Linked DNA regions of Mus musculus: regions 1, 3, 4 and 5 are each linked to region 2. Evidence: chromatin loops called from intact Hi-C (ENCODE). Cell type or tissue: left cerebral cortex. All regions are shown on one strand. Region 1 overlaps Zscan22 (zinc finger and SCAN domain containing 22). Region 2 overlaps Zfp606 (zinc finger protein 606). Region 3 has its middle 9.3 kb from the start of Gm30645. Region 4 holds the start of Zfp128 (zinc finger protein 128). Region 5 holds the start of Zscan18 (zinc finger and SCAN domain containing 18).

Region 1 (5,000 bases), 420 kb before region 2:
GAAAAGTTATTTATTTAATGCATGAGTGCTCTGTTGCATATACCTCAGCCTGCCTGAAGAGGCATCAGATCCCCCTATAGATGGTTGTGAGCCACCATGTGGTTGCTGGGAATTGAACTCATGACTTCTGGAAGAGCAGCCAGTGCTCTTAGCCATTAAGCCATCTCACCAGCCCTTATTTTATTTTATTTTAAGTTGGTGTGTATTTTTCTTGAATGTATGGATACCATATGCCTGCTTGATGCTCATAGAGGTATCATAAGTTGATAATGGATTCCTGTAACTGGAGTTATGAATGGTTGTGATCCACCATGAAGGTGTTGGAAAACATACCCATGCCCTCTGGAAAAGCAGCCAGTGCTTTTAACCACTGAGCCATCTCTTTAGGCCCAGCTCTCAATATTCTTAGCCAGTCTGGGCTATATGAGATCTTGTTTCAAAACAACAAAATCAGATGAAGGTAAAAATTATAGGATAGATGGAGGATGTTATGAAAACCAACAAAAGGCAGTTGGCTTGACCAGGTCATTCTATCCAAGACCAGGAGAATAGGTTTCACACCACGGGGCGAGGGTTGGTTCTTCTTCATGCAGGATGCACATATAGTTACCGAGTGAACTTTGATACTCAGTGGTCAATTCCACTTCTAGAGCCAGGATTTCACTAGCCTGGAGGGTGGCACACTCACTGGGACATTTTAGGGCTTTTCAATAGTCTTTCAACATGGGCTGGAGTGATGGCTCAGTGATTAAGAGCACTGACTGCTTTCAATTCTCAGCAACCACAAAGTGGCTCACAACCATCTGTAGTGGGATCTGATGCCCTCTTCTGGTGTGTCTGAAGACAGTGCAATGTACTCACACACATAAAATAAATAATTTTTTTTTTTTTTTTGAGTTTTTCGAGACAGGGTTTCTCTGTGTAGCCCTGGCTGTCCTGGAACTCACTCTGTAGACCAGGCTGGCCTCGAAATCAGAAATCCACCTGCCTCTGCCTCCCAAGTGCTCAAGTGCTGGGATTAAAGGAATGTGCCACCACTGCCTGGCAAAATAAATAAATCTTAAAAAAGAAAAAAAAAGTCTTTCAACGTTAACTTGAGCTTGGTGGGAGAGTGGTAGACCGTTTCTGCGGTTACTATCTCCTTACTAAGGAAGGTTAATAGCCCACTGGGGAGTGGGGGTGGGAGGTGCGTCTAACTCTGTTGCCATAACACAGGAGGGATGTAATAGTACTACGTTTCCCACGAGGCCTTGCGCTGTGCCCCTACCCCGCTTTTGGTCCCGTCCCAACACTTAAGAGACGGAGGGGAAAAGGATGTGTCCGCTTCTGGTTTCGAGCTGGAAGCCACCGATGAGAACGAGACATTCTGCCTAGTCCTGCAGCTCTGGTCTCCAAGACGGAGTCCTTCAGGCCCTTAATGGTGCTGCCATTCCTTCCCGGACCGTAAGATTAGGGAAGAGATAAGAAACAGCACACTTCCGGTTCCTGCCTTTCCCTACAGTTCTGCAGCGTTTTCTCTTTGCCTATCTAGTTCCGTGCAGATCTGACGCCTTCCTGGATCCTATAGTGGCTGGGAGACTGAAACTCATGAAGGGAGCCCAACCTATTACCAGTCATGGTAGTCTAAGGCTCTTAGAGCCGAGCACACTTCTTGGCGTACGCCGGGACATTACCCACTTTCCAGGCCTTTGTAACTTGCTGTTTCCCTTTCCAGTCGGCTTAAGGCATTTTCTGTCTGCTTCAATGTCCTCACCTCAAAGAGGCTGGAGGAACCTATTGCCTCCCTCCCTGAAAGTTCTAGAGCTAGTCTCAGGAACATGTCCTTCAGGTCATTTCTTTCTTAAATGTTTCTTGGCTGCTTTTCCCATAAGGGTAGCGTCTGACACTGTAGCTCCAAGTGTCCATTGAGAGACAATGAAGACACACACACATGTGCAGAAGGGACTCGCGCCTGCACAAAAAGGACAGCCGTATCCTGTCCTACATAGCCCCCATAGCCAGCCTAGGCTGAAGCTTGGGAACAGTCAGTAGGGGTGAAGATGGCCCGTGACCAGACAGGTGGGGTAGCCTTGGACTAGGCAATTTTGTGTAAACCACCAACCTATTGTGGTGCTTCTGCTCTACAGATAGACTCAAGGGCTTGATAGCAGGTTTCCTTCCGTGCTTGCCTGCAGCTAATTTTCAAGCCCTGTGTAAAAACAGCTACAGACCAGCGCCCCCTAGTGTTATCACCCTTTGTGAAAAGTTGGGTCTTCACCTTACTGCTAGAGCTCCTGTAGGTCTAAATGTATGGATTCCTCAGCCCACAGGGGCAGGTGGCATTGTATGGAACAGGCAATCTTAGGTATTGAGATTTCTCAGTCCTCCAATGTAGCCTGTGTTACAGCTCTTGGTGCTGGGTCTGACAGCCTTGGAACTAAAGGCTTCATAGCTGTTATAGAGATCAGAGCCCAGTAGGTGCCAGTGAGTCTGGCTTGACCTTCTGTGAAAAGGAGATCCGTGAGTCTGAACTTTGTGTTTACACATTGTTTCCAAACTGCCTCATGGCACAGCTGCACCACAGATACAGGAATCTGCAGCCCTACAAACTGGGGAAGGTTCTTAGTCCTATCTAAATACTCTTCATCTGGCACCTCTGGAACAGCCCTATGTTTGGCCTGCCTGCAATGTGAACCTTTGCTTGGAGGACTCCCTCCACTGGCAACACAGAAGGAAATGCAGATGTTGGAGAAGCCCAATTGGTATGCAGTCCCTGCCCATGTGGTAGGATTTTATTACTTTTTATTGAAATATTCCAATCTGCAGTTATCCTGGGGGTGGGAGTGGGGTCTGTTTGTGTAGTCAATGAGGTGAAGCCACAAGAGGAGACATGGAAGGCTCAGGAAAACAAAATGTATTAAGCTAATGGATGTAAATATAGTAGCTCACGTATATTCATGACTGAAAAGAAAACCTTGTGAAGTCAGGAGGCCCAGGAGCCAGGGGATTGTCTTTCTGAGGGAAAGGAAAGCAAAGTTAACAGGTTGAGTTTAGGACTGGCAGAGTGCTGGCATCCTCTAAATCCGTGGTACCCAGGGCTACAGGCCCTGAGGCAAGGAAGGCTCAGTATAGCAATGTTTTGTTTTGACCACTGAAGCTGGACTTACATGGGCACAGGGGCTCTTCCATAAATGTCTCTATGAAGGAAACGTGGGGTGGAGGACAGTGACTACCTAAGGGAGGTATTGGTCACACTCACCCTAGAGATATTGGGAAGGGTTAGCTGTGCACTGTGTCCACAGCATAAGATACTTTGGGAGCATTGGCCTATGCATTGTTTAAGAAGTGTAAGCACAATGACATGGTAAAGAGGTTTAAGATAGTTAATAATGGGGTACCCCAGAAGCAAGAGTGTGTCAGGCAAAATAAGGCCAGGTCAAAGTGTTTAGGGAAGCTTTTCAAGGACATCTGAGACATCATAGAGGAAAGAAGGCACACAGGTGGGGGATGTATGGCTGACATGTGGAAGGTGAAGGCTACAAGGAGTGGAAGAGGCAAGAGGAAGCCAGGTCTGGAGCAAACATAAGACAACAGACAAGGAGTGTAGTTTGCCCAACAGGCAGACCAGTACTTTGAAATCACTTTCACACACTGTGCTCAAAGACAGATGACAACATTCCTTTGACAACATTTCAGGATACCTAGAGTAATTGCTTGGACCAAAATGACATATATCCTGACATGCTTGTTTGTTGAAGAGGTGACTCACTGACAACATATTGTGTCATGGAATGATTCACTGTGATCTGGGTAGCAGAAAGAGATGCGCCAGGAAGAAAGTGGGTGGGGATGGAATGAAGGCAGGAAGAGGTGAGAAAGGAGAGCCCTGATAAAAATCCAGTGGGAGGCCCAAGGTGAGCTCACAGGAGGTGATACTGCAGGAGGGGCTAGATTAGAGATGAGCCTGCGGTGAATCCACAGGGCTGGAGCCTGAGATGTGGAAGGAAGACGTGGGAGGAGAAGACAGACACTGTGGATTAAAGCAGGGAGAACATGAGAGGGATAGCATGGAGAGGCAGCCTCCCAAGTCTGTCTTGGAGTTAGGCATAAAGTAATATTGTGGGGAAGCAGGTACGAAGGCACAGAGTGGGCCATTCTAGGCTGACCAGCAAGGAACCGGCAAGAACAGTAACTATGTGAGAACCTGAAGCTTGGGGTCTTCCTGCCTCGAGGATCTTGGGGCATCTGAGCCTGGAAAGACACCTGGCTTTACTTGCTCTGGTTCCAAGAAATAATGCAGATCATCAGTTTAGTATCTTCTCTCTGGGACCAGCCTGAGTGGGATACAGAGGGCAGTAGGAAGCTTCTAGAAGCTTCACCAATTGGTCTGAATCCGTGTTCATTAGGGGATTTCCTCTGGGACCTCAAATGTAGAGGTGTTCCCAGATAACCCCTTAGACACTGGGTAGCACAATTATCAGATTTCTTAGATGTCAATCCTCTCAGGGAGGCTGTGCTGTACTCTAAGGGGTGCTTCGAGTCACGGTGATATGGATCTTTAGGTGCACCATGAGAGCTGAGCTGCGGCTAAAAGCTTTCCCACAGTCACTGCATTTATAAGGCTTTTCACCTGTGTGAGTGCGCTGGTGCTCAATGAGGGAGGAGCTTTGTGCGAAGGCCTTCGGGCAGTCCTTACATTGATAAGGCTTCTCTCCAGAGTGGACTCTCAGGTGCCGGACCAGAGCTGAACAGTCACTGAAGGCTTTCCCACACACATCACACCTGTAGGGCTTCTCCCCGGTGTGGATGCGCTGGTGCTGTGTCAGGTGGGTGCTCTGGCTGAAGGCTTTGCCGCAAGTATCACACTCGTAGGGCCGCTCGCCTGTGTGTACTCGCTGGTGCTGCGTGAGGTGGGTGCTGCGGCTGAAGGTTTTACCACATTCCTCACATTTATAAGGCTTCTCCCCAGTATGAATCCTCAGGTGCTGTGTCAGGTGGGCAACGCGACTGAAGGCTTTACC
Region 2 (5,000 bases):
GACAAACCTGCTGGGCTCATATGTGTATCACGAATGCACCAGATGCACTCTTGGGGTCCTCTGACTCCCCTCCACAGCTTCTGGCTTTTTTCTCACCTCCCATACCACTTTTCCCACAGCCCTCCTTTGTGTCTGTTTATCACATCTTATCAACAACCTGTCAACTAGCCCTCACTACCTAGTATTCAATATACATTTTTTTTTTTTTTACTCTGCCCAACAGAACTGGATTTACTCTACCTTCCGAAGATGATCTACTTTACACAAACCCCTGATTCTTTTGCAAAGACTGCCTTATAACCCCAAACTGAACCCTTGCAGACACCCTGACACATTCAGTCTCCCTGGAGCCCATCACTGCTGCTGACCTATCCTGAAGCATCTGGGGAGAATGCACATGCACTGATGAATCTTATTTTCAGCAAGGTCTCACCCTGCTGCTTTGAGACTATTAAGCTGGGATGTGGATATCCGCCTTCGCCTTTTCCACACAAAGCACCTAAAAGTGTTGAACATACTATACTCTCTTCATAAAATACTCTCCAACATTGGTGACAAAGTCAATTCCCTACTTTTCTTGTTGAAGTTTGACCCAGACCTGCTTCCTTCAAATTTCCTGTTGTTTCTACAACTTGACAGAGAATTGTAAAAATGTAAGCACAATGAATTTTCTTAGGCAAGCTGAGAGGCCATGCTTACCACCCTGGAGTTTCTAGTCCTTGTTTCTTTCTCTTTATCTCATCCTCCATAACTCTCGAATTTCTAGCAACCACCTTTTCCACATGCTTCCTATGTCCTGTGCACACACACACACACACACACACACACACACAAATGACCATATATATGAAGATATCAGTTATTCTCTTGCAAGTTAAGATGATTATTGATGTTATTAAGTGTATCTTTGTTTATGGTTGGTGGCTTTTGCATCTTTTATGATACCCTGTGTTATTGGTGTTCAAGAGAGTCTCTCTGTGTATCCTTGGTTGTCTTGGAACTCACTCTATAGACCAGGCTGGCTTCAAACTCAAGAGATCTGCCTGCCTCTGCCTCTCAAGCGGTGGGATTAAAGGTGTATACCATCACCACCCAGTTCTATATTATTTCTTAAAGTAGTTCTATCCTTTATATTCTTTTTGGACTCTTCTGCTGAATATTGGTTTTCTTAGATAACTAACACTGTCTGATTATCCCCCTTGTGTGTCATAGTCTTGGCAGAGATAGGAGCCCAGGAATCTATTTCCAGTACAGAATTCTTTCCATCCACTCCCTCACTGAACTAATTTTTGTCCTGTAGCATCCTGTTCTGATTTGCATTGAAACCTCTCCAGACAGAGAGTTGGCTGAATCTACTATCTGGGAGTTAAGGAGCACAAGGTAAAGAGAAAGAAACAGATGGTAAAAAATACATAAAAATACATACTAGCAATCAAATACATTCAAACTAAAGTAATGTATTTACAAGCACCTTTCTGACCTCACAACTAAAAACAACACCACCACCTGATGTTAAGTGTGAGCAAAGATGTAAGAAAATGGGTATTTTCTCTCAGAACGGAGGTGGCTGCAGTTATAGGAGACCAGCATGGAGATACTAGCAGCAGCAGCAACAACAACAACAACAACAACACTCCCTAAATCCCAAGACCCAGTAAAATTCTGCTTCTAGGGTCATACATAAGCAAGCAGTTAAACATATACAACGTGAGATAACAGAACACTGGCACAGCTTTGGCTGAAATGGCAGTGAGAACAGCAGTAGAAGATTTAGAAGCCCATCCATAAAAGGATGGGTAGAATGGAATTTGGTGAAGGGTAGTTCCTGGGAGTAAGAAAGAACAAACCTGACCTGTTTATTTCTACCAATGAGAAAATACCTCAAACTTTATCAAAGTAGGCTTTTAAAAAACTACACACAGAGCTGAAGAGATGGCTCCAGGGTAAAGAGCATTGATTGCTGTTGCACAGTACTGGTTTTAATTCCCAACACCCACATGGCAGGCAGCTCACAACCAGCAGTAACTCCAGTCTTAGGTAATCCACTGCCCTCTTCTGGATTCCACAGGCATTGTATGCACTCGGGGCATAGACAAACATGCAGGTACAACACCCATTACACATAAACAAAACCAAAAACCTTCAAAGCTAGTTGTAGATTTGTGAAAGAGATTGTATTGCCTAAAGTTCTACATATAAAAATGGACTCTGTATACAAGGAATCCATTCATGTTCACTTTCTCCAACAGATTGAAGACTAAGTAAAGACTGAAAAATAAAGCAAATATGGTAAAACAATTAACTACAGGATTTGTCAGGGAAGGTCTCCCTCCCTCTGTGGTTTGTTTCTTGAGACAGGGTCTCTATATGCATCCCTGCCTAGCCTAGAGCTTGATATACAAATCAGGCTGGCCTGGAACATAGATGTCTGAATGTCTCTGCCTCTCTAGTCCTGTTATTTAAGGCATATGCCGTCACACCTGGCTACAGTAGCTGTTTATTCAGAGATAGGGTTTAATTACTCTTTATACTTTGTTGTAATTACAGAGCTTGCCAAAAAATATCCAGAATTTTAAAAAGAAATATCAAACTAGGCCTGTAAAGACAGTTAGTCCTCCAGGTGAATATACCATGTTGGGGCCACAAAATCAAAGGAGGCCTCATCTCAGGGATAAAGGCCCATTAAATACCTTTAGTCTGCAAATAAAAATGAAAAACCCAGCAGCTGAAAGTGATAGTGGATGGCAGTAGGCAGCAGTTTCTGCGGAGGACATCCTCATCACCAAGAGCAGGGAAGAAATAAAGGGTTCCGAGTTACCTGAGGTACTGGGGTGAGACTGCAGAGCACAGGTAATGCTCACAAGCCGGGCCTGTATCTTCCAGTCATATGGTGGAATGACTTGCGGAAATGTTTCAAATTCTTGCAAATGTCCTTGTATATATATTACTTTGTATGTATGTTGTGCCTTTCTTTACCTAGGCATTCCTGGGATGTTTGCAAACTAGCCACACTTAAACCATGGGGCCTAAGGCTGATGAACTACATCTTAGCTGTCTGCTTCATAAAGCTGCTAACTGTCTCAACTCCCCAAGTTTCCTCCTTCATGGAACCTATGGCATTCATAAGTTTTTTCATTATTAATTCTATATATATGTTTTGGGTGCTATATTTTTAATTTATATTAGTGCCTGTGTGGGTATATGCCATGGGACACTTGTGAAGTCAGCTCTCTTCATCCACCAAGGACTGTTAGTTGGCAAGCATACTGCCTGCTGGCCCATCTTACTAGTCAGTCTTTTCTGTTTGTTGTTGTTGCTAGGGGCTAATATTTATTTTTTTATTTATGCATGTGTGTCTGTGTAAATGTATGGCACTGTGTGAAGGTGCCAGTCAAATCCAGAGCAGGGTATCAGATCCTCTGGAGCTAGAGTCACATGTAGTTGTGAACCACCTATCATGGATGCTGGGAACCAAACTCAGGTCCTCTGAACAATAAGTGCTCTCAAGCACAGAGCCATCTCTCCAGTCCCCAGCTTGCTTATTTATATTTATTTATTTACTTCAAGGACAGGACCTCAAACTCATGGTTCTCCTGCCTTAGCCTCCAAAGTGCTAAGACTATAAGCATGTCCTATCATACCTGGCTAGTATTAGCATTTCAACACAAGATCTTCGTAGAAAACAGTCTTTGCACATAATGGATAACGAGTGCACTCATGTTAGCCAAGCCTCTCAACTGTCATGTAGAAAGCCTTGGTGGATCATTATAGAGAGCATTTGCGGATTTGGTAAGCTCCCTGGTTATTTTTTTAAGCAAACTGGGATATTATCACTAAAACTGTTTTCACTATTCTATGAAAGAACAGGATCTAGGGTTCTACTAGATAAAATTTTACTGACACATTTCCAAGATACAGCTGAGATGGCAGCTTTTGATGTTTCCACCAGGTGAATGCTTTATTTCAGTAATTAACTTGGAGAGAGCCATACAGGAACAACAGGCTCATTGTGTACCTCACAATCCTGCTTAATTGGGAAGTTCTAGCTGGCTGTGGTGACGAATGCCTTGGACCCAGGACCGGGGAGGCAGAGGGAAGTAGAGTAGATCTCTTCTGAGTTCCATGCCAACGCAATAGCAAGTTCCAGGCTAAGGAGGATCTTAAGAAACCAATACAAGAACAGTTCAAAATTAAAGTCCAAGTTTCCAACAGGGAAAATTCCAAAGTAGTGATCTGGGAAGAGAGCCAGGACTGCGTTCTCAGAAATCACAACTCTTCAGACATTACAAAGTGTTGTTATTTAACTGTTTTATTTTTCTCAGCAATAACTAGTCATTTTCAGAATCGCTCACATAGGTTAACCATAGAGTACAGCATAGCGGTTAGTCAGGCTTCTTCACAGCATTGGATCCTAGCTAACTTGTACTCTCCCGAGACTGACTCGTGACCCGCTAGTCTTCCTAGCCTACCTTTACTGCTGATGGTTTTGTCACAGGATGTGGAAATGATGTTCATATTGTGACAGCAGTGAGCCTTGGCCACTCAAGTTCTGAAGCCAGATAACCATCACCCTGTATCCCTCCATCCAGGCCCTTCTGCTTCCCAGGGACAGTGGGACTGCCATGTGATGACAGCACACTTTCAATGCAGTTCACCTGTCAGCTTTGAAACTGTAGGAGGAGGTTTTATTATTATTTTTTTAATGTGAGGGAAGGCATAAAGTTAAATAGAGATGCTACTTTAAAACATTTATCTTGGTATTTCACATTATCTTACTTTATCGTTTCATTATTTTAAGTTACAAGTAAAAGACCTAAATATTCAAACTACTTTTTCCTTTTCATAGTAGAGAGTAAGCAGAATAAATTAAAATTTTATTCATTTTTTAAAAAAAAATTTCCATTTGGAAACATTAAGATTTACAAAACTGGAAAGAGAGAATGGGGGGCGGGGGGTGTGGCTAACTGAGCCTGAGTCATGAAAAGAAACTCTGTATCAGT
Region 3 (5,000 bases), 2.0 Mb after region 2:
GTAGAATAGTGAATATCAGGTTTTCAGGAGGAACAGGGTGTTAGAGGGAGATTGGAAGATGCTCAGAAGTATAGCTTATGAACCAATGAGTTTCATTGAGTTATTCTAGGAACTAGGTGAGAGGTTAGAAGAGCACAGTTGACTCAAAGACAGCTGCATTTCCAAGATCCTTCCAATCACAGCTGCATTGCCAAGATCCCTCCAATCAATCACAGCTGCATTGCCAAGATACATCCAATCATGGGTGATGACTCACAAAAGCTTCATCACTGTAGGTCCTGATACAGCTTGCAGGAAGCTCACATAGCTAAAGAGTCTCCTATAACCAGCAATTGTTTACTGTTTATACAAGCTTTCACAGAGAATTTATGAATCTTCTCATTTTCTGAGCTTTGAAAATTTTATTAGCTTTTCAAATCTTATGAAGCTTCTCTCCCTCTCCTCCCTCCAAACTGGAATGTTCTGATTCAAAGGGGGCAGCTATGAAACAGACTCTTACTATGAAACCCAGACTGGCCTTGATTCTCCTGTTGAAACACCCCAAATTGCTGTTATAGCTGTGTATCACCATGCCCAGCTTATCCTCTCTCATCCCTGTTGTAGCTAACATGTTGCAGCATTCCAGCATACCATACAATATTGAGTTTATCATATGTCTTCCTTTTTTGAGTAGAAGTTATTTTGTGACATGTGTCTTTGTCCATTATTTCCAAATTCATTCCACCCACATACAATAATTTCTGAAATTCAGTAGGTATATAAAAATATTTGTTGGGTGCGTAAAAAGAAACAACTCACAATAGTCTAGAAACCCTATGTATATTTACCATTTTGCCAACATTCAATATTTTCAAGAATTATTCCAATTGGTAATATTACTCATCATTATTTAATTTTAATTGAGGGATACAAAATTTTGCTATGTACCCCGTGATGAGAGAGTTCCCTATCCTCCCTTTTCAGTGTGTGCCACACATTCACTCAGTTTTCAAGAATACAAAGAAGTTACATTTTAGGCCTAAGCTCTGAATTGGTCAAAGTTCTAGCACCCCTCTCCTCAGCTTGAGCACATCATAGACTTTAGTATCTTCTTAAGTTATTCCCATGCCTTAGTTCTTTCTACCTGTCATTTTTTTTTCAGGAATATGCATATTCATGTGAAGACAATGGGTTATGGTTAACATTTAGTTTTCTGAACAATTCAAATTTCCACCTACACCACAAAGCATTTGAAATTTCCATTCTAATGTTGTTCTTGTAATATGATAGGTGAAATGAGGTAAGCTATTTTAAGTTGGCATTTCCCCATTCTGATGTTATCTTTGCACACAGGCTATCAGGAGGACGATACTAACCCTTTATCTTTGCATATGGGACACTTAGAATAGTTCTCATTTTTAAATAGAGAATGGCATATTCCTAAACGGAAATAGATTTATCTCAGTTTGAGGGCTAGTGCCTTATGGATAAGACTATTACTCCCCCTCCCCACGTTGGATACCATACAGAAAGGTGCTTCCATCGACCACCTGCTTTCAGAATATTCTGACATTCTTCTCATTGGCCTTCTCCCCCTTTCCCCGCCTTGCTGGGAATTTATTTCTGAGGAGGTGCCCCATGTTAGTCCACCGGGGAACTCAAATATCTCTCCAAAACATCTCTCCAAAAACCATTCTTCTACTTTATGGCTTGGGAAACTTTTCACCTTTGAAGCTTGGACAATTGACTTAGAGTTTTATATTTTACTTATTTTAAAAATGAATAACATAAGAGTGGTAAATAAATACACAGTGATTTTGGTGTGGTGTGTTCGTTAGAGGAATATCTGATGTAATTTGTCTCAACATTTTCACTCCCTATTCTTTGGACTTTCTCAAAGGAAGAAGATGCCACTCTTCGCAGCGAGATTCTGGGAGCTTTACTAGAACCTTCAGCCATGTATTCATTGCTAAGGCTCCTACTGGTTCCAAAGTGAGCACCCCAGTGTCGCACTCTCTCTGAAGAAACTACATTGCCCAGAATCCAGCGCGCACTATGGGGATTATTTCCGTTTAGGCCGGACTTCCGACATCTTCCTCCGCGAGTCACGCATCTTAGGGTTCTATAGATTAAGGTTAGGTACAGGTTCGAGTTATCATTGCAGGAAGTAGCAAAAGGAGATTTTTTTTTTTTTGCCACTGCAGGGGGTATTGGGCGATGGCGGTGCCAGGAGGTCCTGTTTCTAAGGCCAGGTGACAGCGGTCTCCACTCTTCCTACATTATTATGACTCTCAGTCAGGGGATAGCCATGGCCCTGAGCCCAGCAGAGGTGGGTCCTGGGTCCTAAGTTTTCAAACCTTCACCTGTTATACTCAATCAACGCAATACATCCGCCAGTGGCTGCTGTGCAGAACAGCTTTTAAGATAGCTTTGCGGGTGGGAGAACTGATATGTTAGAATGTAAGACAATGTGATGGCAAAACAAAACAGGACAGGGTCAGAGGCTTGGCAAGTGCATTGAACAGTTGAAAAATGTGTCTGCTCTGCCTCAAACTCCCGCCCTATGTAGGTCCCAGAGATTGTAGCAGTCATTCTTTTCACAAGTTCTAATCCTAAGAGCACCCTCATCGGGGAGCCAAGAAGCATTTTAAATGATGGAAAGAAATCACCTTAAAAGGGTTTTAAAACACATTCCAGTGTTCACTCAGTAAACAATCAAATGTGGGATTGGTATGATAAGGGCCAAAGCAGGGACTCGGGCTAGGAAGATATTACAACTGACTCAGAAGAAACTGCCCAGGGTCAGTAGGAGCTTGGAATGTATTCTGGATAGTCATTAAATTCTAGAGATAAGTTTGGAGATGAAACCATCGATTTCTTACTCTATCAAGTGGGGTTGTGAAAGTAGGGAGTTGAGAAAGTGCTGTCCCACTACTCCTTACCCCATTTGGTAAGTGTTGTGTTTTATAAAAAGATAAGGAAGAAGGAATATGGTTGCTGGAGCTGCTGTATGGTGTGGGGAAAGGGGGTGCCTCTTGCAGCCCATGCAGAGACATCCCTTCCCCCTGAGGTACCAGCCACATGATGGTATAGTATAGAATAGGGGCATAGGGAAGGAAATTGAGTGAGTGGAGACAGAGAAAGGCAGAGGGGGAGAGGGAGGAAGGGATGAAGGGAGGGAGAGAGAGAGAGAGAGAGAGGGAGAGGGAGAGGGAGAGGGAGAGGGAGAGAGAGAGAGGAGAGACTGACCACAAGCATGTGGAGAGAGACAGGGGAGGGGAATGGGGAGAGAGAGGGAAGAGGGTAAGGGAGCAGGAGCAAGAGGAGAAGAGAGCAAGAGAGTGAGGAGGGGGCAAGCAGCCCCTTTTATAGTGAGTCGGGAACACTGGCTGTTGCCAGGTAACTATGGGGCAGAGCCTAGACAAAATACCAATAGTAAGCATCTGAAAGGTTGAACATAATTTAGAGTGGTGAATATTTCTCAGAAACATTAACAATTGGTTTTGGACATGGTAAATCCAAGATGCCTCACAGTGCAACAGGCAGGAATGTTTGGTAAGCATTCTAGTACAGCATCCAGGGGAAAGAGTTTCTGGAGACCTCACAGGTGAGGCATGAGACATGGAAATGTGACTGAGGTTGAGAGTTATTATGGGTCTTGTTTTATGATGTGTTTGAGATGAGGAATAAGATAGTTTTCTATTTGTTTGGGGATCATGTAACCTAGTCTATGAATGAACATAGGTGTTACTGTTGGATGAAGTGGGAGTTTCTTGATGGTGTCCAAACATTCTACTCTTGTGCGATTATGCAATCTGTGCTTTATATTTACCAACTCCTAGATGGAGGAATTATCCTAGATCTGAGGGATGGCACTCCTCCTTCTCCTCCTCCTCTTTTAAAACTAACAGGGTTGCATGGTCTTTTCTTACTATAACTAGACCACTACCTCACACAGGTTCTCTGCATGCCAAGTCTCAGATGTAATGAATTTTCTTCTCCATTTCCTTTATTCCCTGATTCTTACTGCCTGGAGACATGCCAAGGTATGTTTGGGGATCTCAGGTCTTCAAGTCATCACTGTAAATGCTTTCTCTCTGATGACATGACTTTGTCCACAGTCAGGATACTTCATGGCTCCATGTTCTGTAACGTTTGTCTGACATCCTCCTGGGTCGGCAAATATGTCAGTCATCATAGTCATTGTTTATGGAATTCTCTGGACCATCCTTGCAAGACAGGCTTTATTTTATTCTATTTTCCTTCCGGTTTTCTGTGAGTACGCTTTTATACTTACCTAGATTTTCTTTTTTTTTTTTTTTTTTCATTTATTTATTTATTTATTACGTATTTTCCTCAATTACATTTCCAATGCTATCCCAAAAGTCCCCCATACCCTCCCCCCCCACTCCCCTACCCACCCACTCCCATTTTTTTTGGCCCTGGCGTTCCCCTGTACTGGGGCATATAAAGTTTGCAAGTCCAATGGGCCTCTCTTTCCAGTGATGGCCGACTAGGCCATCTTTTTTTTTTTTTTTTTTTTCTTTTTTTTTTTTTTTTCCATTTTTTATTAGGTATTTCGCTCATTTACATTTGCAATGCTATACCAAAAGTCCCCCATAGCCACCCACCCCCTCTCCCCTACCCACCCACTCCCCTTTTATGGCCCTGGCGTTCCCCTGTACTGGGGCATATAAAGTTTGCGTGTCCAATGGGCCTCTCTTTCCAGTGATGGCCGACTAGGCCATCTTTTGATGCATATGCAGCTAGAGTCAAGAGCTCCGGGGTACTGGTTAGTTCATAATGTTGTTCCACCTATAGGGTTGCAGATCCCTTTAGCTTCTTTGGTACTTTCTCTAGCTCCTTCATTGGGGGCCATGTGATCCATCCAATAGCCGACTGTGAGCATCCACTTCTATGTTTGCTAGGCCCAGGCATACTCTGACAAGAGACAGCTATATCAGGGTCCTTTCAGCATAATCTTGCTAGTGTATGCAATGGTGTCAGCATTTGGAAGCTGA
Region 4 (5,000 bases), 400 kb before region 2:
GATCACTCTCCCAAAGATATCCAGGTACCTGCTCCTGAAACTTATGAATATTACAATAGTAACATAGACTTTGCCGATATGATAAAGACGACAAAACAGGCACATGTCCTGAGTTATCTGGGTGGCCTCTAAATGCAACCACACATTTAGGAGATAGGCGTGAGACTTGAGAAGTTGGAAAGTAATGTGATCACCTAAGCGAGATGCTACATTGCTGCTCTAAGGCTAGATAAAAGGCCACAAGGCAAGGAGTGCCGGGGCTACAGCTCTTATAGTTGGAAAAGCAGAGAACATCCCCTAGAACTTGGTGGAAGTATGGCTCTGCTTAGTTTAGTGGTGCTCATTTCTGACTTCTCATCTCTAGACTGTGTCCCCCCCACCCTCCCCGCACCTTTTTTTTTTTTTTTAATTCTGAGAGAGGGTCCAGCCTGGCTTTGAATTTATCATCTTCCTGCCTCAGTCACTCATGTTGCTGGATTATATGCATGCGTCACCACTCTTGGCTTACAATGTACATTGTCTTTTGCCACACATTTTGTAAATACTTGCTACAGCAACCACAAGAAACTAATGTACTAGACCTCTAGGGTCTCCTTATTTGGTCCTTGCTCCTGTGGAGGCTAGTCTCCAAAATGGCCCCTTAGTAACCCCCCCTCCCCTCCCCACCCCCGATCTGCATGCAACCATGCTGACTTCTATAACTGATAGGATACTGTGGAAATGACAGCATAAAGTCTGAGCTGAGGTCACAGGTGACAACACAGCTTCTACCTTGCCATCTTCTGGATCACACCACTCTATAGGAAACTTCACTTTACACAGTGAGACCTAAGTGCTTCATAGCAAGGCCTACAAGGAGAAACACTGAGTTCTCCTGCCAACAGCATGTGAATGAACTATCTTGACAGTGGGTCTTCTAGGCTCTGATAAGTCTCAAGTAATAACTGTTGGACTGTCATTTTGAATATAACTTTAAGAGCCTAGGGTAGATCCATAAACTAAGTCACTCTTGATTTCCTACCCCATCAGAAACCATGAAGTAGTGTTTATTTCAGGTCTCACTACGTTTTGTGTGTACTACCTGAAACACGACAACAGATTGATTAAACACACCTCTTTTCCCGCCCGTCTCATCGCTTACTCCTTGACAAACTGTCAGCCTCATGACGGTTACCTGAGACTTGACTGGGGCTGGCGAATCCACCTTCACTATGGCTCATTCATATAGCTGTTGATAGGCCTCAGTTCTCAGTTCTACACTCTGGTCACATTTCATGAAAAACTGAGATGACATGAATCTGATCATTTGCAATCTAAGACTATCATAAGCTTACTTTTCACACCAAATGTAATTAACGCAAATTTCCCCCAAGCAAACCAAATACCCACCTCCTGACCTCCAGAGCATAATTTCAAAGTTGCAGAACTTATGTATGAAATGGTCTTGGCTTCTGCTAGGTGAACTACGGTGAACAGAATAAGCAATTTGTCTACAAGTGCAGACTTTGATGATCAGGAGCTAGACAAACACTGATAGCCACACCTACCAGTTTTCCCAAGGCCCAGAAGGGCGTGACCCTTACTAGTTACTTCTGTTTTCCTAACTTGGTACCTCTGCCCCGTGAAGTTATGCCTTACTTGCAAAATAGGGGTCATGGTGCGGAGGTTCCCTTAAAAGTCGGTTGATTCTGCGCCTTAGGACATGTTTTGAGGACCGTACCCGCAATGTGGTTGCTCTGTAATGCTAGCCAGTCACCTGTCATCTCCGAGAACCGTCTTTCGGGATAAATGGGAGGGCGTTGGCCAGAGTGGGATCGAACCCCTGAGCAGAGCCTGTCAGTCCTCAGGGAAATGACCACCCTCCTCCCCTCCACCCCATGGCACGCAGACAGGAGGCTGAAGCATGCACACAGAGGGAACTAGATTTGGACCCAGGCTCGGAGGCTGAGCCACAGCGCTTGTTTCTCTTGTGGAAAAAGCGCCGCGGGTTACAGGTCACTCTGTCGGGGACAGCAGGACTCGGAGTCCAATCTGTCCTTTTTGTTACCTGAAGTTGTGTTGCTTGCGGCCGCGAGGCCATTGCCACTGTTGCTGCTTTGTCCTGGTGGTCCATTCCAGGCCAACAGGTTAGCCACAGACGTCCAAGGACACCCTAATTTTAAACTCAGCCCCGTCCTGGGGACCACCCGACTGGCCTCCCGCTGGACAATGGCGGCAGCGCCAGGGACACTGAGACTACAATTCCCAGAAGGCCACGCGCCGAGACGCAGCACTTAACCAATGGAAGCTAGCGCCAGCCCAACGTTGACCAATCGGGGAAGGCCTGGCCTCTGGTCTAAGGGAGTGCAACCACTCACAGGTCTTGTTTAAGGATCAGGTCTGGGTACCAGCAGAGGTCAGCTTACATTCCGTTACCTGCGGGTGCGGGCATCACTTGGGCTTCGAGTTGCCTGGAAAATAATCCTCCCGCCCTGACGGCTGAGTTCAGGGCATATATGCATCTGCACCGTGAGTTGGGCGCGCAGCGGCAAGGTCTTGGTGTTAGAATTGGTCAATCTGACCTGCTGCTGGAATTTTTTGTTTTGTTGGTTTTTTTGTTTTGTTTTGTTTTTTGGTTTTTTGGTTTTTCGAGACAGGGTTTCTTCTCTGTATAGCCCTGGCTGTCCTGGAACTCACTTTGTAGACCAGACTGGCCTCGAACTCAGAAATCTGCCTGCCTCTGCCTCCTGAGTGCTGGGATTAAAGGCGTGCACCACCACACCCGGCTGCCCGGCAGGCAGATTTCTGATTCCTGCCCAGTCTGGTGTACAGAGTGAGTTCCAGGACAGCCAGGGCTACAAAACCCTGCCTTGAAAAGGGAAAGAAAGAAGGAAAGAGAGAAAGAGGAAAAGAGAGAAAGGAAGGAAAGAAGGAAGGAAAGAAGGAAGGAAACAATGGGCTTTTGCTAGTTTTCACTAGGTTGATGATGTAATAGAAAAAGACCAAAAATACACTATACCCTTAAAGAGACAGAGACTATCAGGTGTAGAACAGCAGGCTCTGCCCTTCCTCCACTATCCCCACTCCCCAGTACTGGATATTGAACCTAGGTCTTTATGCAAGAGTGGTAAGTGCTCTAATACAGAGCTGCAGTCCAGCAAACAGCAGGTCCTTTTATTCTCATCCTCCCTTCTCTGTCTCTCCCTCCTTTCAGCCTAGTAGTTTCCTTTGTTCTCTCCTGGCATCTTCCTCACCAGTCTGACAATGACAGTAGTGTCATAACTGGTGCTCTGGGTCTGGGCTGGGCATTTCTAGGTTCTTGGCCTCTTTTCCAAAGAATTGAATTTAAGAGCTTACAGAAAAAAAGTAAGATAATGTTATTTGAGTAAAAGTGAAATTACATATTATGTAGGTATGCTATTAAAGATTGACAATGAGTTATGGGAGTGAAGATTCTCAGTGTCCAGATTATTGCTCAGGGCTTCCTTTTATAGGGTTCAGGAGAAGGGGGTGCTGATTACTAGATATGTAGTTTGGGTGGTTCTCTACTCTGATTGATAGAGTAAGTCATATATTCGTTTTCTCTACTGTGCATGTCCTTTTTATAATGCATCTGATTTTAAACATAAGTGTGCCCTTATGTATCAGCATAAGGTAAATAGGAGGGTCTCCCTAAAAGTAACAGAGGGCACAGTTTTCCTTTCTTGTGTATGCATCTGAAACTAGGTCAGGCCAGATCAGCTTTTCCATTCTTCATACACAGACAATGCTGAGAATATACTTGAATGGAAACTGTCTAATTTGAACATTGCCAAGGACGGGAAAACTTATACTACTGTTCAGAGATGGAAGTATGGGTAGCCTGATATAGCTAGAAGTTCTGAGGTTACTAGAGGCATTGTTTGGAGAGGTGTGTGTGTGTGTGTATAGTATGTGACACTGAAGGCTCCCAAGTGTGTTACTGCAAGAGGACTGTGTCTTCATAATCTCAAATCAAATAGGGGATGGGGGTCTTAGTGTACTAAACTATCTCCTATGCTCACCTGCCTCAGTTTCAAGCAGTGCAGTGGGTTTGAATGAGATATTTCCCTGTAGTCTCAGGCATTAGAACAGTTGGGGATGATGCTCTTTGGGGTGCAACCATGCTGGAGGAAGTATGACACTGGGACCTGCCGGAATCCTTGCAGTCACCAGAGCCAGCAAAGTAATGATCCACAGGAGGCTAAAGGGTAGCTCAGGCACAACAGGACTAAGTAGTTAGTGTTGGTTCAAACTTTGGAAGTCTGACCCCAAATAGTTTATTTTAGGCATATTTAAGCACAGCACAATTTGGTGAAAACTTTGATGGTGATAAACCTGATCAGGCAGGTTGGGTTTGATGGAGCCACCAGTGTAGAGTTGCTACAGCACCAGTAAAACATGGTGATTGTTAGAAATTGGCTAACAGCCACTCAAGCTATTGGCAGCTTCTCTCAAGTTGTAGCAGCCACTGTAGAAGCTATTCAAAAACCTTTTCAAAAAGGGTCTTATTTTGAATTGGGAAATAAAAGACATTTGAAAAATGAATGCAAAAGTATTCTAGTAATCCTGCCTCTTACCTTTGTCTATGATGTTAAAAAAAAAAAAAAGGAAAACATTAGGCTAAGGAAAGTTGATCCAAATTTGGCAAGTCTTGCGTGCACCTGACTGGCCAGGAAGAACGATGCTGCAACAGGATCCTTCCACACACGTTTATTGGGAGAGCTTGATTGCAGAGTCGAAGTGACCCCAAGCCCAGAACTGGCGCTGCTTATATAGGCCTAGGAGAGGCGTTCTCTCTCACCTGATTGGTTAACTTGTCTCTCATCTGATAGGTTAACTTGTCTCTCATCTGATTGGTTAACTTGTCTCTCATCTGATTGGTTAACTTGTCTCTCATCTGATTGGTTAACTTTGGTTAATTCTCAAAACCTCATCTTGGCAAAAGAACCTTTACTGCCTATGTATGTGTGGTGGCCAGCAGTAGCCAACTGCCACTCTGC
Region 5 (5,000 bases), 290 kb before region 2:
CCATTAGGGAAATGGAACTAAACTACAATATGATAAGTATACTCAGGACAGCCAAAAGACTGATAACCACCCAAACTGGCAAGACTGTGGAAAAATGGACTCATACATACACTGGTGGTTAAGTGTAAAACGGCACAGCTCTAGAAAAGGGCATGGCAGTTTTCCATTGGTTTAGTTTTTCACATTAAGCTCATGCTTACTATATGACATAGCAACTGTGTCGTGAGTAATGTTCACACAAAAACGTGAACATGAATTTTCATAGCATTTATTAAATATCAAAAAATTGGAAGCAAGCCTACAGCCTAACTGGTGAATGTTTAAACTTGTATATTACTAAACTTTAAGCAGTAACAAGGAACAAACTCACACATACTAATGGATTCCAAAGGAATTACATACAGCGAAAGACATCTCAAAAGGCACTGTACTATAAGATTATATTTATATGAAATCCATAGGAACGAATCTGCACTGGGGGCCCACACAACAGAGGTCAGAGGTGGTGGTGATGTGATTGTTAAAAAGGAGTAGTGAAACCATCTTGATCGTGGTATTAGTTAAAATTATCAGAACAGAATAAAGTGTTTTTTGTGTGTGTAAATAAGGAATAAAAACGTTTTCGGTGGTAAGCAGTTCAGCTACACATTTTAAAAACCATGTCAGACGAACAAACTGGCTTTCAGAAGCTCTGCTGTGGAAAGCAGCTTCCTTCCCATCTCTGCAGGAGCAGCCTCCTCTTCTTCCTTTTTGTCTTGTTGCTCAATCAAATCTACCAAAAATCTGGTGAGGTGTTTGAATTCAGTTTACTCTCTGAAACCTTAACTGTTTTCAGCCAGTCTGTTCAGTGCCTTCCTCCCAGTCTCTCCCTCTCTGAAGCCTTGCCTCAGGGTTGTGGGGTTTTTAGCTCTGTCTGCCCACAGTAGGTCTGCGCACTTGTTTCTTGACTGTTCATGGTCTTGAGTCTTCATTTGTGCAGGATCCCCATTTTAAGTCTCCATCTCCTCAGTTTCTCTGTCTCATCTCTGGACTTGTAGACTAGATCTTTACTGTCTTTGGGTCTCAAGGTGCCTGAGAGTTTTTGTTTCTTAAGCCTGTGTATTTCAGTCTTTGTCTCCGCCTCTCAGGTTCTGGTGGTCCTAGGTTCCTTTTTGGGGGTGGGTGGGGGTGGGGGGGGTGGGAATGTACGATTGTTTACTCCGTTGCCATGGCATCGGAAGTGACGCGGGCGCACGTGGAGGCGAAGCGGAGACAGCCTTTTCTGATTGACTGGCGGTGCGGTCACAGCAGCTTCGCCCCGCCCAGGTCTGGCGAACGGCCCCGCGGCACGCTGGGGGTCGCAGTTTACGGCGCTGCAGGCCGCGCACGCGTATTGCAGCGGGCCGCCATCGGCGCTCGGTGTTCGAGACTGCGCAAGTGAGAGGGGCATCGCTGCGCAGCAGGTGGGTCGGGCCGCCTGGCAGCCTTCTACGCGGGGCCGTAGGTGTTTGGCTGGTGTACAGGGTCGGGCGGAGGGATGGACCTGCCTAGTGTGGGTTGAGCCAGGAGCAGAGACCCTGGGGAGGGGGGGTGTCCCACCGTGGCAGTGTCGCCGCAGGTGCTATGCCGCGGAGGGGAGCTAAAAGCTCTTGCGTGGGGATGTGGCCTTGGGATGTGGCCTTGGCTGCGTTTGAATTTGAGGCTGAGAGAGCAGGACTGAGCAGGCTTTTGGGTGGGGGTGTGGCCCAAGAGCGCTGTAGGCGACTGTAGCAATGCCAGCGTGTAGAGCGGGCACCGTGTGAGTGAGGCGTGGGATGAGGCAGGATTGGGGGTGTGGCTCTAACGTGTGGAGTGGGAAGTACCACGTGTTCCCGGGATTGTGGCTCGGTAACGCAGTACGTTAGTATTGTGTCGGAAAGAGGTATCTGGAGGACAGGTGGGATGTGCGAGGGTCTTGGGTTGTGGTTTCCAGGTGTGCAACGGACAGGGGGCGAGGTTAAGAGATCCTGACTGGGTGAAGGCCCAGTGCTACTGCTTCTTAGATGCAGTTTGGGGTAGAGTCCACCGGACCCTTCAGGGTGGGAGAATGCTGCTGAGGAAGAGAGGAGGGCATTAGGTGAAGGTGGGTGCAGGGTTTGGTAGGGATGGGAAGTCCACAGAGGGGAAAGATGAGCGTATAAAGGCCAAGGAGGGTTTGGGGACCCCTGTCTTTGTGTCCTGGAGAGGCAGGGTTGAGGGTATCCGTAGATCCATGGGGGTGGGAGAGTAGGAAAGTGGGGGAGGTTTCTAGGAGAGATTCCACTGGACTGAGGGGTAACACGGGGCTTTAGAATGCAGGGGTCCATTCTGTTATGGGGGTAGAGAACACTTTTGGGCTTCTGTGTAGGGACCCCTTTCACGGAAGAGGCGTGAAAATGGTGTTTTAGGTGCTGTCCTGACCGAGAGGGCTTGGAGAGGAGCAAAGGACATTAGTTTTCCCAGTACTACTCTATGAGGGGCAGGTAAGAGGTGTTGTGGACCACTGCGGGCTGGCTTTCCAAGGTCGTAGAAGTCCTTCCTACTGTTTGTGCAGAGTTGGTTAGTGTTGTCCCATTTCCTTGCCTTTTCTTTTTTCCTCCTCCACTGCTTCCATGCTCAGCCCTCCCCTCCCTTATGTTGCTTTGTATCTCAGCCAGCCTCTCAGAGTCCACAGTGAATGTTACAAGATCTTCCTTCCACATTCTGGCAGTATCCTGTGGAGGTTTTCTCTCCTGCTCTGGAGCCAGAATAAGGCCCAATATCGAAGTGAGCCTTTGTTTATCTTGATGTTTGGGTCTGTGAATTTGAGTTTGTCTGTTTGTTTGTTTGTTTTTGGCAACCCTGGTCAGTTTGTTTAGGACATCTGTTCGACTTCGACTCTGTGTCGCGTCATATGAGAATATAGGGCATATTCTTGGCAGAGATTACAGAAAGCAACTCTTTTAATAATGATCCATTGTGTGTGCTTTTGCATTCTTTTAAAGGTCATTTGTATTTTTTTGTAATTTATGTTAATATCTGTGAGTACAGGGGAGACTGAGTGATTAATTTCTGACGTCCCAGTGAGATTAGTGTTCATCATCATCAGATCCTAGTGGTTAGAAAAGGTTTACAGGGCCTGAGAAGGTGGACTTGTTTTCTGCTAAGGCAAGAGCTGCAATGAGGATTTTTTTTTGGATTCTCCTAGCTCAGCTGTCCACCCATCCACTTCTCTCAGTTTCAGTATTCAGGCCTAGAATGTAGCCCTTAATACTTGCTTGACCCATACTTCTTTGTCTCCTGAAATCTGCAGGCTGGAGTCCAGGAAAACCCATCCAAGGGAAGTTTTGGGCAGCCATGAAATGGTGGGGTCATTCTGCATCGTGGTGTGCCACAATCTCTGTCTTATTTGTACTGGGAGTGTGACTTCATTCAGGCTATTTGGTCTCCCTAGGTCTTCTTTCTGCCTAGTAAGTCCCTGTAGCAGTGTAACCAGGTCTAGGGCCAGGTAGAACAAGTAAAGCATGCTTAGGAGTAGAGCTCATTTGAGATTCTCAAGGTGGTCTTATTCCCCTGGTCCTGACACCCAGAGGTTTATTTTGAAGGGGGGGGGGTCTGGCTGTTCAGGTTGCCTCCTCTTGCCATAGGAGTTTTCTTTTTAGGTAAAGGAAATGGGGGCACATGGTTCTTTCCTATTCCTAGGGGCTGACAGGGTCCTCCACTGATTAGGCTATTGGCTTATGTGTGCTTCTACTTAGTCCTTGGGCCCCATACCTCTTCTGTGTTCAGAGCAGAGCAGGGCAGGTAGAGGAGGAGATGGATCCCAAACAGTTGACTGAGGGCTGCTGTGCCACCTGAAAAGAAGCAGAGGTGATGGTGATGTGATGACCCCAGTGGTGAAGTGGATGTGGGGAGGAGCAGTTAGGGACTCTAGGCAGGGAGAACTTCATGAGGAATTTGGAGCAAGAAGGATGGAGCAGCTATGTCAGTTTGTAGGTAGAACCTGAGCCCAGCACGCACTGTGAATGTTCTCCCGACCTACACCTTGGGTTTATTCTTTGTACATGTAGAGGCTTGTGAGACTGCGAAGATGACATGAGCCCCCAAGAAGGCCTGGTTTGATAAACCTGTGTGTGTGGACATCTTAGCAAGTTTACAGTTAACTTTGTGCCCACATAACTATTCATTTGTTACATAGAGTTCTGTATCCAGAGTTCTGGTGGCTGTGTTGTCTCACTGAGGGTGACATTACACTGCATATCAAAAGATGCTCCAGGAGAATCAGAGGTAGAATGTGGGTAAAGAAAAGAGCCTAGAGTGGAGGCTGGCGGAAAGGCAGTAGCATAGAAACATGTTAGGACTCTGGCTGCCTTGCTATAGGACAAAGGTGAGTAGTCTCCATCAAGACAACCTCAAGGGCTTAAAATGTTATCTGAGGCTTTATATTGCCTTTGTTCTAGGAGCATGAATGAGGGAATGCATTTTTAAACTTGAGGTAGTGAAGGAAACCCAAAGTAAGACAGATCTTGGAAACTGGAAATTTGTTTTTAAAAAGAAGAATCAAGAGAACATGAAGTGGTTGAAACACAGGTTTAAAACAATAATGTTAGGAAGTTGAAGATAGGGACAGAGGATGACACGATGGAGCCAGGTAGAGCTCTTACCTGACAGCTATAAGGAAAGCAGGCAGTTTACCTACCCTCAGAGATAAAGAGATCATAAGAAAATGCTAAGTGCTAGTGGGTGGTCTAAGGATCCTCAGTGCAGATGCTGGGGCAAAAAGGAATGAATACTGCCATTGTAGGTGGTAGGGGTGAGGCTGTCCCTGTAGCTAGGTTATTCTATTCTTTCATTTATTCTTCACATAGGTCCTAAATGACCCCAGATAGATGGGTATGAGATTCCATATTGGCCATTAGACATACATAGGATGCCCTTTAATAAAGACATACATTTCATAAAAGGCATAGTGAACAAATACTGAAGCCAGAGCTGCTGGGCCTATAGTGACCTGTCTATAAATA

The links. A loop is a pair of places that touch in the nucleus more often than their neighbours do. Peaks named below come from ENCODE experiments on the same cell type or tissue, not always from the same donor. Only the 100,000 strongest peaks of a DNase experiment are listed, where the experiment ranks them.
Region 1: it touches region 2 in a loop (7-fold over the local background); 3 of 42 quality-filtered maps call a loop at or near these places.
Region 3: it touches region 2 in a loop (4-fold over the local background); 2 of 42 quality-filtered maps call a loop at or near these places.
Region 4: it touches region 2 in a loop (2.4-fold over the local background); 8 of 42 quality-filtered maps call a loop at or near these places.
Region 5: it touches region 2 in a loop (2.1-fold over the local background); 9 of 42 quality-filtered maps call a loop at or near these places.

The regions. Positions count from the first base shown.
Region 1 is chr7:12,906,824-12,911,823 of GRCm38, reverse strand. It overlaps Zscan22 (zinc finger and SCAN domain containing 22), which reads right to left. Exons shown (of 3, transcript NM_001290436.1): 3 at 2,741-5,000. The coding sequence ends at 4,503. Among named protein-coding and RNA genes, the nearest start is that of Zscan22, 12 kb to the right of the region's middle. In left cerebral cortex, CTCF peaks have their summits at 74 and 2,220 (motif pointing left); DNase peaks (open chromatin) are centred at 1,363, 2,207 and 3,847; H3K4me3 peaks cover 1,130 bases; H3K27ac peaks cover 1,157 bases.
Region 2 is chr7:12,483,196-12,488,195 of GRCm38, reverse strand. All of the region lies in intron 4 of Zfp606 (zinc finger protein 606), which reads right to left. Among named protein-coding and RNA genes, the nearest start is that of Zfp606, 7.4 kb to the right of the region's middle. In left cerebral cortex, a CTCF peak has its summit at 2,061 (motif pointing left); DNase peaks (open chromatin) are centred at 1,281, 1,997 and 4,185.
Region 3 is chr7:10,478,068-10,483,067 of GRCm38, reverse strand. No RefSeq gene overlaps it. Among named protein-coding and RNA genes, the nearest start is that of Gm30645, 9.3 kb to the right of the region's middle. In left cerebral cortex, no CTCF peak of the experiment used is centred here; DNase peaks (open chromatin) are centred at 212 and 2,043; H3K4me3 peaks cover 634 bases; H3K27ac peaks cover 231 bases.
Region 4 is chr7:12,878,408-12,883,407 of GRCm38, reverse strand. It overlaps Zfp128 (zinc finger protein 128), which reads right to left and starts at 2,230. Exons shown (of 4, transcript NM_153802.4): 1 at 2,048-2,230. The coding sequence starts at 2,113. In left cerebral cortex, a CTCF peak has its summit at 2,189; DNase peaks (open chromatin) are centred at 2,292, 2,753 and 3,206; H3K4me3 peaks cover 1,821 bases; H3K27ac peaks cover 808 bases.
Region 5 is chr7:12,777,014-12,782,013 of GRCm38, reverse strand. Zscan18 (zinc finger and SCAN domain containing 18) reads left to right here and starts at 1,342. Exons shown (of 7, transcript NM_001017955.3): 1 at 1,342-1,442. In left cerebral cortex, no CTCF peak of the experiment used is centred here; DNase peaks (open chromatin) are centred at 1,307, 1,778 and 2,654; H3K4me3 peaks cover 1,561 bases; H3K27ac peaks cover 428 bases.